Regions from separate parts of the Homo sapiens genome. Here region 1 is linked to region 2. Evidence: chromatin loops called from intact Hi-C (ENCODE). Cell type or tissue: HCT116. All regions are shown on one strand. Each heading gives the region's core, and the rest is flanking DNA. Links, peaks and the distances in the headings are about the cores only.

Evidence for each region. Peaks named below come from ENCODE experiments on the same cell type or tissue, not always from the same donor. Only the 100,000 strongest peaks of a DNase experiment are listed, where the experiment ranks them.
Region 1: it touches region 2 in a loop (2.8-fold over the local background); 10 of 110 quality-filtered maps call a loop at or near these places.

What each region holds. Positions count from the first base shown.
Region 1 is chr10:117,109,524-117,114,894 of GRCh38, reverse strand. It overlaps a transcript of SHTN1 not described here. Among named protein-coding and RNA genes, the nearest start is that of VAX1, 26 kb to the left of the region's middle. In HCT116, for the core only: a CTCF peak has its summit at 2,463; a DNase peak (open chromatin) is centred at 2,474.
Region 2 is chr10:117,165,936-117,171,306 of GRCh38, reverse strand. It overlaps MIR3663HG (MIR3663 host gene), which reads left to right and starts at 2,252. Exons shown (of 3, transcript NR_121651.1): 1 at 2,252-2,447. MIR3663 (microRNA 3663) reads left to right here and starts at 3,533; the gene lies at 3,533-3,629. RefSeq lists an enhancer at 5,160-5,371. In HCT116, for the core only: CTCF peaks have their summits at 2,777 and 2,978 (motif pointing right); a DNase peak (open chromatin) is centred at 3,029; H3K4me3 peaks cover 890 bases.

The DNA of each region.
Region 1 (5,371 bases), core at 272-5,271, 57 kb after region 2:
TTTGATGCCCCATATGAGAGCAGAGAAGCCTTGAGCAGCTTGGAAGAATTACAGTGTGCAGAACCAGATCTCCTTTAAAACTGTCTTGGCAAGGAGTCAGTTAGGCGCCTCTGGAGAGAGGTGTGTTAACTCTTCAAGGACCAGGTACTAAATTAGTACTATTTGGTAAATTGCTACTTTATAGGGTACCATTAGTAAGTGACTGCTCTAATGTGAGCTGAAGTGTAGAAGAGCAACCCAACCATCCAAGGGCCTGCTTCCTGCCTAGTGTATAGTTTTCACCCCAGGTAGAGGAAACGCTGCCTGGGCTGTGGCAAGTCAGGCCTCCTTTGAGGAGGCCATAGTAGGAGGGAGAAAGGCAGGACAAAATGCTTTCTACACCAGCAGAGAGTGTCTGGATCCAGGAGTGGCTTTAATATGGGAAAGTGCAATTGGTATTCATGTCCCTTGCATATTTTATCTCCTATGAAGACTTGCAGGCTGCCCCCAACCCCTCTTGAGCCTAAAACCACAGCCCCTTTTCTATTTCCTCACTATACTCTGAGGCTCATTTTATTATACCCATAAGCTAGCTTGGTGCCTGGCTTTTAATCACTATTTATTGACTAAATAAATTAATGATATTCTATTTGGGTTTGAATCTCGATTCTACCACTTACAAGCTATGTTCTTCTTTTTTTAAGAAAGGAATAGGATTTCACTCTATCACCCAGACTGGAGTACAGTGGCATGATTACAGCTTGCTGCAGCTTCAAAATCCTAGGCTCAGGGAATCCTCCCACTTTAGCCTCCTGAGTAGCTGGAGGGGCACACCATTGTGCCCAGCTTTTTTTTTTTATTTTATTTTTGAGACGGAGTCTCGCTCTGTCGTCCATGCTGCAGTGCAGTGGTGCAATCTCAGCTCACTGCAACCTCCACCTCCCGGGTTCAAGTTATTCTCTTGCCTCAGCCTCCCGAGCAGCTGGGATTATAGGCGTGTGCCAGCACACCTGGCTAATTTTTTGTATTTTTAGTAGAGACGGGGTTTCACCATGTTGGTCAGACTGGTCTTGAACTCCTTACCTCAGATGATCCACCTGCCTCAGCCTCCCAGAGTGCTGGGATTACAGGCATGATCCACTGCGCCCATCCCCAGCTGACTTTTTAATTGTTTTGCAGAGATGGGGTCTTGCTATCTTGCCTAGGCGGGTCTTGAACGCCTGGGCTCAGCAGTCTTCTGGCTTCCGCTTCCCAAAGTTCTGGGATTCAGCCACTGTTCCTGGCCAAGTGATGTTATTCTAATGAGTAAGTTAATGTCTCTGAGCATGAACGCATATGGTTACCTAGTAAAGTAGAAAACAGAAGGTCTTAATGATGGTCAAAGCAAGCCCTTTTGGATCCTGAGAGAAAGGAGTAGCAGGAACTGACCCTCCTGGGGCACTTAGAAGCAAACTGACAGTATTGCTCCAGCCTGCTTCAGCAGTTGGTCATGTCCTTGAGACCTAATCCTGATCTAAGCCCAAATTGCTTTTATGAACATCAAGAGGCTCATTCCTCATGCTTGGCCTGCCTCAGTAACACTGGGAACTTTGACATTTTCTGCTCTTTTGACATGATGGCCCTTCACCTTTTCCCTCTCTAGGGCAAAACCGAATTTGTGTTAGCATCTTTCAAGGTGAGTAGTATTTGGAGGAGATTCCTGCTCAAAGAGAATTAGGAATGAAAGGTGTAGGCTTTCTCAAAGAATGGCTCCTCTTACTTCAGACAAGTAAGTGCCTGTGATTTAGCTTTGTCCAGAAAATGATTATTGTTTCTAGATAAAAACTCTGCAGTTTCAGACCTAATCGTGATAAATCTACCAGGAATTCATGCCTGTCTGACATTAGACCAATTGCCTAGAAATCATGACACTTATAAGAAACAGTCACCTCTTTATTTGAATGAAAACAAAGCATTCCAGGGGAGATTAAAAAATATATTACTTTAATTTTTAGAGGAAAAGAATTCTTTAAAGAGAATTGTCAACGATCAAAACTGGTTGATAAATCATATATGTAACTATGTAATTAAACATCTCCATTTTCAGAGACCTGCAATTAGAGCTCTTCGTCTAGTTACCCATAATGATTCATTCTTGCTAATATGCTAAGGATGAAGGGAGTTAGGAAGAGAAATTTTAATTTGAACTTTTCCCTAATTTGGATCCAGACACAGTGGAAATACGTCTAGGCTGGAACGCAGGAAAACTGGGTTCTAGTTGTCCCAGTTCTATTTCTCATTAACTCTGGAGCTTTGGCCAAATCACTAAGTCTATCTGAGCCTTTGTTTCCTCAGCTATAAAACAGAATAATAATATCTACTTCAGGGTATTGTTGTGAATCCTTAATGAAACAATGGTTATTGTAATGTATTTGTAAATTTTAAAGCGTTGTAAGGTCTTAATAACATTCCAGTATCATGCTTTCTCTTCTTTTTCATAGCAGGCCAGGCCCTCTATTGGTGGTGGGAGGAAAAGGCTTTAATATGTGATACCAACCTTTGTGTAGGAAAAGATGCATAAATGATGAGCTAGGGTGATTTGTTGGCTGTGTCTGTAATTGACTGGAGATCCTGCTTCTGATGACCAGGACTTTATTATTAAGAGAACTGGGGCTGGGCTCAGTGGCTCACACTTGTAATCTCAGCAGTTTGGGAGGCCGAGGCGGGCGGATCTCTTGAGCCCAGGAATTCGACACCAGCCTGAGCAACATGGCAAAACCCTGTCTCTACCAAAAATACTAAAATTAGCCGGGCATGGTGGCGTGTGCCTGTAATTCCAGCTACTTGGGAGGCTGAAGCAGGAGGATTGCTTGAATCCGGGAGGCAGAGGTTGCAGTGAGCAGAGAGCGTGCCACTGGACTCCAGCCTGGGTGACAGAGAAACATTCTGTCTCAAAAGAAAAAACAAAAACAAAACAAAAAAACCAAAACACTGGTATGTGCTTGGGGGCTGGAACTTGGTTTGGGTCTTCCCAACTACAGAGGGTCATCACAGGTGCCTTAGGTGCTGGTCCATTGACTTTGCTGGATTCACATTTACAACCTCTCACATTCACAAACTCTCTCATTTGGACCAAGTGGAGGTCATAGGGGATTGTGACAAGAACATTGAGAGTTTTGGGGATTTAGTTCTAAGTTTTAGTGTAGGGCCATAGGATAAGAATTGGGGTTTGAGTTCAAGCAGAATATGAGAGCTGGAAGGGATGATCTAATCCAGTGGTCCTCAAAGGGTGGTTGAATTGCAGCATCAGCATCAACAGGAAACTTGTTAGAAGTGCACATTCTTGGCCAGGTGCAGTGGCTCACGCCTGTAATCCCAGCACTTTAGGAGGCTGAGGTGGGTGGATCATGAGGTCAGGAGTTCAAGACCAGCCTGGCCAACGTGGTGAAACCCCGTCTCTACTAAAAATACAAAAATTAGCCAGGTGTGGTGGCACGTGCCTGTAGTCCCAGCTACCTGGGAGGCTGAGGCAGGATAATCGCTTGAACCTGGGAGGCGGAGGTTACAGTGAGCTGAGACTGTGCTACTGTACTCCAGCCTGGGCAACAGAACGAGACTCCATCTCAAAGAAAGAAAGAAAGAAAGAAATGCACATTCTTGGGCCTCATCTCAAACCTGTTGAATCAGAAATTTGGGGGCTGAGGCTTAGCAATCTGTGTCTTTTGTTTTCTGTTTTTTTGAGACAGGGCCTCACTCTGTTGCCCAGGCTGGAGAGCAGTGGCATGATCTTGGCTCACTGTAACCTCCCCCTCCCAGGTTCAAGCGATTCTTCTGCCTCAGCCTCCCGAGTAGCTGGGACTACAGGCGTGTGCCACCACGCCAGGCTAATTTTTGTAATTTTAGTAGGGATGGGGGTTTTGCCATGTTGGCCAGGCTGGTCTTGAACTTCTGACCTCAGGTGATCTGCCTGCCTTAGCTTCCCAAAGTGCTGGGATTACAGGCATGAGCCATTACACCCAGCCACAATCTGTGTTTTAACAAGCCCTCCAAGTGACTCTAGTGCACTCTAAAGTTTGAGAACCACTGCTGTAATCTAGTCTTACTTAATAAGTGCTTGTAAAATGCTGAGCCTGGTGCCTGGTACATAGTATGGCACTGTGAATGTGATGCCTGTGAATGTATGGTAGCTGTTGCTCTAGAACAAAACTCAGACTTCCTCGCTGCAGCTTTTCCCATGACACCACATTTTTCAGTGGTTTTTAAAAATTCAAGTTGCAGCTGGGTACGGTGGCTCACACCTGTAATCCTAGCACTTTGGGAGGCCGAGGTGGGTGGATTGCCTGAGCTCAGGAGTTTGAGACCAGCCTGGGCAACATGGTGAAACCCTGTCTCTACTAAAATACAAAAAAAAAAAAAAATTACCCAGGCATGGCGGTGTGCACCTGTAGTCCCACCTACTCAGGAGACTGAGGCAGGAGAATTTCTCAAACCCGGGAGGCAGAGGTTGTAGTGAGCCGAGATGGTGCCACTGCACTCCAGCCTGGCAACAGAGCGAGACTCCGTCTCAACAAAAACAAAAACAAAAACAAAACAAAACAAAACAATTCAAGTTGAAAAAAATTCAAGACTGCCTCTTTGATTTTGACAGCAATGTGTGAATGCAGTTTCTGGGGTTGTTTTATAGAGGATTACAATAAGCCAGTTGGAGTGGTGATAGGGGCTCAAGGTAGTTCTTAGGGATCAAATGAACTTGGACAGCTTCAGTGCTGAAGACTTCAGTTCCTCCTTTTTTGTCATACCCAGAAAGAATACGGTTCTGAGGGATATGAGAGATGTTATAGAGAACAGAAATTAGTTGCAGTTATCATATTAGCTATTTTGACCTTAACTACCAGCAGAATCCAGTACAAACTCAGGTAGACTCTCCAGCTATGATTCAGTTTCTCCATCTAGAAGGTGGAAATAATGTGATTTCCCCATTGATTAATTGACAGAGACAGATAATTATAAGATCAGGTTTATAAGGTAATATTCTGAAGATTATTACTTATTGAAATTTAGTTGTGTTTATTTTTGTGTTTTATTTTTGTGATTATAAATGTAATACAACTTTGGGAGGCCGAGGCAGTGGATCACCTGAGGTCAGGAATTCGAGACCAGCCTGGCCAATGTGGCAAAACCCCGTCTCTACTAAAAATACAGAAATTATCCAGGCATGATGGCGCACTCCTATAGTCCCAGCTACTTGGGAGGCTGAGACAGGATAATTGCTTGAACCTGGGAGGCAGAGGTTGCAGTGAGCTGAGATCGTGCCATTGCACTCCAGCCTGGGTGACAGAGCAAGACTCCCTCTCAAAAAAAAAAAAAAAAAAAAAAAAAAAAAGTAATATATGTTAATGCCTTTGGAAAATTT
Region 2 (5,371 bases), core at 175-5,174:
AGGAGGCTAATGGATGCTCCTGCTGTGGCCAGGAGAACTTGCCCCTGGCTCTCCAATAGCAAAAGCGTGTATCGTTGCCTCGGGCACCTTCTTTCTGTTGGGTCCCTTCACTCATCCTCAATTATGGTCCTTGTAACCACATCATTAAGAAAGAAAGTTAATATGGGTGGGAGGGATATGGGTGGGAGGCAATATGTGAACATTGCATATTAAATGGCCCAGGATTCAGGAAGGGGACTTCCCACCTGCTTCTGTGGTATATGTGTTAACCTACCCCATCTCTTTCCTCTTGCTTCTCATTGTGTGTTTAAAATTTATTCAACAATCTGTATGATTCAAGTATCTTAACTAGATCTTTCTATTGTATTACCTCCAGAATAGTTTGCCTGGTAGCGCAATAGTTTGCCTGGAGATTAATTTCCTATACAACATATTGAAATAGTGCATTGTGAATTGGCTACTATGACTGCTGATTAGGGTGAGGGTTAGGGTTAAACCAGTTTCTGAATCTAGCTACTCCCCCCTACCATAAAAACCACTTGCATTCAACAATTAGCCATTGCATTAAGTGCTAAAGATACAATGATGAGAAAACAGCCATGATTCCTGCCCTCATGAAGTTTAGAACAGAAGAAAGACTATCTGGTAATCACACAAATAAGTAACAAATAAATCTAACGTTTTAACCAGTGATAAACCCTCTGAAGAGAAAGTGCACTGAGGTCCTCTGAGAGCATATGCCAGGGGAATTTGACCCATTCAGAGAGGGTTAATTAAGCTAAGGGAAAAGGCATAAATGTCTCAGGCAGAAGGAATTGGCTATGCAAAGGCCACGTGATGGGATGATGTCATCAACCATTCTTTCAGCAGACAGCACTGACCCCGTGTGCCCAGCCGCATGCTAGAGGCAGGAATACAGGGGAGAAAGACCAGCACTGCCCCCAAGAAAAGCCCACGATGACTGTCGGACCTAGGAGGATCCTTGGAGAACCTGAAAAGGTTTCACATTGCATGGAGGATAAGACTAGAGCCTTATAAGATAAGACATCACTGAGAGTTCAGTTGTTAATCCTGGGAGGGGTGAACTCATGAATGATCACTGGGTGTGGTGGTGCATCCCTGGCTCTAGTCTTACCCTCCATGCAACGTGAAAACTTCTGATGCCCCAACTCAAACCTAATTTTCAAGCCTTCGTTAGCTAAAATCTCACCGAAGTCCAGCTTTAGGAGAAATAACAGATACTATTCCCTGGCTTATGCCAAACTCTTTACATGCATTGTTTTGTTTTTTTATCTTTGTAACAACCATGTGAGATTGCACTAAACTGACACTCAGAGAGAAGGTAAGTCATGCCCCCGAGTCATTCAGCTAATAAGTGAAAAGAAAAAAAAAAATCAAGATCCAAACCCAGGTCATTCTGGCCCTAGAGCTGAAACTCAGTGAAAACCAAGCTCTAGCCAGGAATTGTGGTTAAAATAAAGCTTCAGCCAGCTGGATACTCCAGGGTGTTTAGGAATGTGAAGTTTGTGGGTATATCTTGGTATTGTGGTTGTGTTGATGCTATTGTAGTTTTGGTAATGTGGTCATCTCTTGACAGTACATGCTGAAATGCTTGCAGATTAAGTGTGGCAAGGTCCAGGTTTTACTTCCAAATAATCTGTGTGAATAGGGGAAGCAGTGTGTGTGTAGGTTTTGACAGCTGGGGAGGCAGAGTCCGTGGGAAGGAGGGGAGGAAATAGATTGACCATAAAATAGATTTGCCTTCGTTATTTGGAGGTTGGGGACAGGTGCATGGGAGTTCACTATAATATTCTCTTTTCTTTCCTATATGTTGGAAATTTTCCATAAAATGTTTTTTTCCAAAACAAGTTAAGTTCTGGGTTATGTTTTGATGGCCTACTCCTTCATCTCCAAATCCCATAGACTTTCACAATTATATTTGCCCCCGTAATTGGAAGTTGTATGGGGCTGTTTCAAAAATCTGAGTCATCAAAGATGTAATTGACTTCCTACCGCCGGATTAGCAGGCAAAAATGTACCCGATACTTTCTCTACCGGCGCTGTGTTGGGCTCTGGGCTGAAACCCAGTCTCTCACAGGCCCTCGGAACAGCCCCACCAGTTAAGATCCATCCCTGACTTCCAACTCTGTAACTAGGGACAAGTTAATTGACTCCTCTTAGCCCTTAGTGTCCTCATCAATTATTACGTGGTAATAACCCCTCAGAGAGTCGCCGGGAGAATTAGCTCGGCGCGGTGCATGGGGCTAGAACTCAGGGCCCAGCAGGTCTGACAATGCAGGTTTCCCCGCTCGCCTGTTGGGTTTTTGAAACGCCCTCAGCGGGGTTTTCCTCCTAATTCTGGTTTGGAGGAGCCATCTCTCTCCATCCCGTCTGCCAGCGGGGTTTGCTTCACACACAGACGTGGGCAGATGGCATCGGGGACACAGGTGTGACTGCCGAGAAGGTTGCGGCGCATTGGCGGTTCGGTTCACGGGACGCGGGCGTGGGGTGTGTGGGGTGGGATGGTGTCGGGGGCGGGGGGGGGTGGACAAGAGGGTGTTTGGTGGTGGTTGGGAGTCCCGGCGATCTTTTTAAAATTCAGATGCCAACAGTTCTCCACCCCTGAACTTGAATGGGCTTTGGGTTTTTGTTTATTTGGGGCTTTTCTCCTCTTCCAAAGCACAGCGCTTGCCCCCAGCGGCCTGGCGTCGGGCTGGAGCCCGGCAGAGGGAGGGAGGAGACCGGCATCCGCGCTCGCTGATCAGAGAGAGCCGGGCCTGCTGCTGGGGAACGTGGAGGGGCTCCGGACAGCCACGCGCCCTGGCCGGTCACGGAAAGCTCTGAGGGACATTCGGTCGGCCGTCGGGGAAGAGGCTGGCCGCCGCAGCGCGAACTGGGGGTGCGGGTGGAGCGGCTAGAGGCGCCGGGGTGAGTGGGGATGGAGCCCCGAGGGCGTGGTGCGCGCTCGGCTTCCTGCCGCCAGGGGGCGCCCACAGGCAGAGCCGGGCGGGGCGGCAGCTACAGAGAGAGGGGTGCGTGGAGAGCGACCAGGCCAGGCCTGCAGAGCGCAGCCCCGGCGCCATGTCTCCAGGCTCGTTCCGACTAGTGTTGGGTCACCCTCGGCTCAGCCCCGGGGGAGGACGAAAGGGTTGCGTGCAAGGCCTAGCACCCAGTGGCCATTCATTAAATACGTGCTGGCTGACGAGCTCAGGAACGGCTCTAGGGAGCAGCTGGCTCGGAAACCTCAAGTCCAAGCCCACTCATTCCCGTCTCCCTCCCCGACGGCCTTTTAGTTACCGTGCCCTGGGCCGCGACGGCTTCCTTTTAGATTGGGGCAGCAAGGGAGCCCCTGCGCAGCGAGGACGCCGACGGGGCGGCGGGGAGGGGTTGTCCGGCGGTATCCCCGCTCCGTGCTCCTCGCCTTCCACTGCCTCCCCGGGACACAGCAGTCATGGCTTCGACTGTGACTTCTTAACTGGCTCCTCCCTGATCGCTGAGCTAAGCCACAGGAGAAGGGGAGGAGGGCTTCCTTCCCGGGACCTTGGTCCAGGCGCTGGTCTGCGTGGTGCTCGGGTGGATAAGTCTGATCTGAGCACCACACAGGCCGGGCGCCGGGACCAAGGGGGCTCGACAAGAGGATCTCAGAACAAGCTGAGTCTCTGGAACTAGCTGGGGTGCGTGGAAGTACGCGCCACGGCCCGCGATTCCTGGGAGCGTGTCTCAACTTCTGCCAGTGCCAACGCAGGAGAGAGAATTGCGGCTCAGAGAGGGTAGCGTGAATGGAAACCGAAGGGCGAGAGCTTGGCTCTCTAATGCCACCCAACTTAGTGGTTCAGAGCTTGGCCTCCAAGGAAGATTCAGTTCAAGTCCCCGCTCTCCAACTTACCAGCTGTGTGATCTTGGGGGAAGTTAACCTCTCTGAGTCTGTTTCCTGCTCTGTAAAATGGAAATTTAAAAACTTAAACATCTACTTCGGTCGAGGCTGTTGTGAAGAAGTGGGATTGTGGGTGCATAGCTCTTAGCACAGTGCCTGGCACAGGTTAAGGCTGGATACGTGGCAGCTGTGAGGCCCAGTGTTCTCGTAGCTGGCCTGGCCAGATGCAATCATAAGCGAAGATGACTCACTTCCCACAGCAGAGGTGTGCGAAGCCCTGCGCACCTGCTGTAGTCTGCACCCGGGCAGAAGAGAACCCAGGAGCGTCGGGACCTCCAACACTCAGCCCTCAGGGCTGAGGACACTGCGCTGTTTCTGCCCCTTCTAAAACCGGAGGCCGCGATGCCCCTGTGCAGTACCGGCTGGCGCCCACCCTACAAGCTGATTCCTGGGGGCCTTTCCTGCAGCGGACGCCGGCAACCATCACGACCGACCTTGACTGAACACATGTGGGCATCCTAAGGACATTACCTCAATCCTCACACCATTCCTGAAAAAAAAAAAAACAAAGAAACTGGTGCTCAGAGAGGCGAAGTAACTCACTCAAGGTCACACAGCTAGAGGGTGGCCAAGCTGGGACTCCAACCCACTCTGGCTCCGGAGCTGGCGCCGCTTCCTTCCTACCTCTCTATCAAGCTCAGTCTCAAAGCCTGGGACAAACCATCCGGTTGGGGTGGGAAAGGCCACGCACGTCCTGGGGTCGAGGACCCTGTGCCCACGACAGCAGTCTTCTCGGCACCCGTAGAAGCCAGTGCCAGACAAGTTGGGTTGGAAGGGGCAGGCTGGGCTGGCGGAAGGGGGCTCTGGGCCCCGCCCTGCCTGCGCCCCCCGCGGATCACGCCTCCGTGCTCAAGCTCCTGCCAAGTTTGCCCCCATCTCTCAGGTGCCCTTGGACTGAGTGACTAAGCACCTCGGCACCTCTCCAGCCTGGGGTGCGAGGAGGGGCTGGCCCTGATACCCACTTCCTTTCTTCTCTGGAAAGCCAAGGTGCCAACGAAAGATGCCCTGGAAGCTGGTGTTCCTTAAAGAATGAACAGTCCCAGCTCCAAACGTGTCTCTCTGAACGCAAGCCTCTTCCTTCCGTTCGCCTGGGCCTGTAGTCGAAGTCTCCTTGGGTCCCCAGCCCCCTCCCGGGTAGACGTCAGCCTGGAGGTGGATGCCGGAGTCGAGAAGGGTTGCGGACCATGCTGGGGACCTGGCTCAGGCAGTCAGGGGTCCGGGTCCTCTTTGGGGAAGTGAGCGCTTGAGGAGGAGGGAGAAAGGCTTTTGAGTACGGCTTGGGGGGACTTCTTGAGGTCCCTCGGGATAGCTTCTCTGTTAGGCGTGTAGCCAGGAAAGGAGAAAAAATCTGTCCCGCGCAGCCCAGGGAGGAGCCTTGCAGCTGCGGAGGGGGGCACTTTCGGCGCTGGATACCAGGGGGCAGTGCTGCGCAGCGAA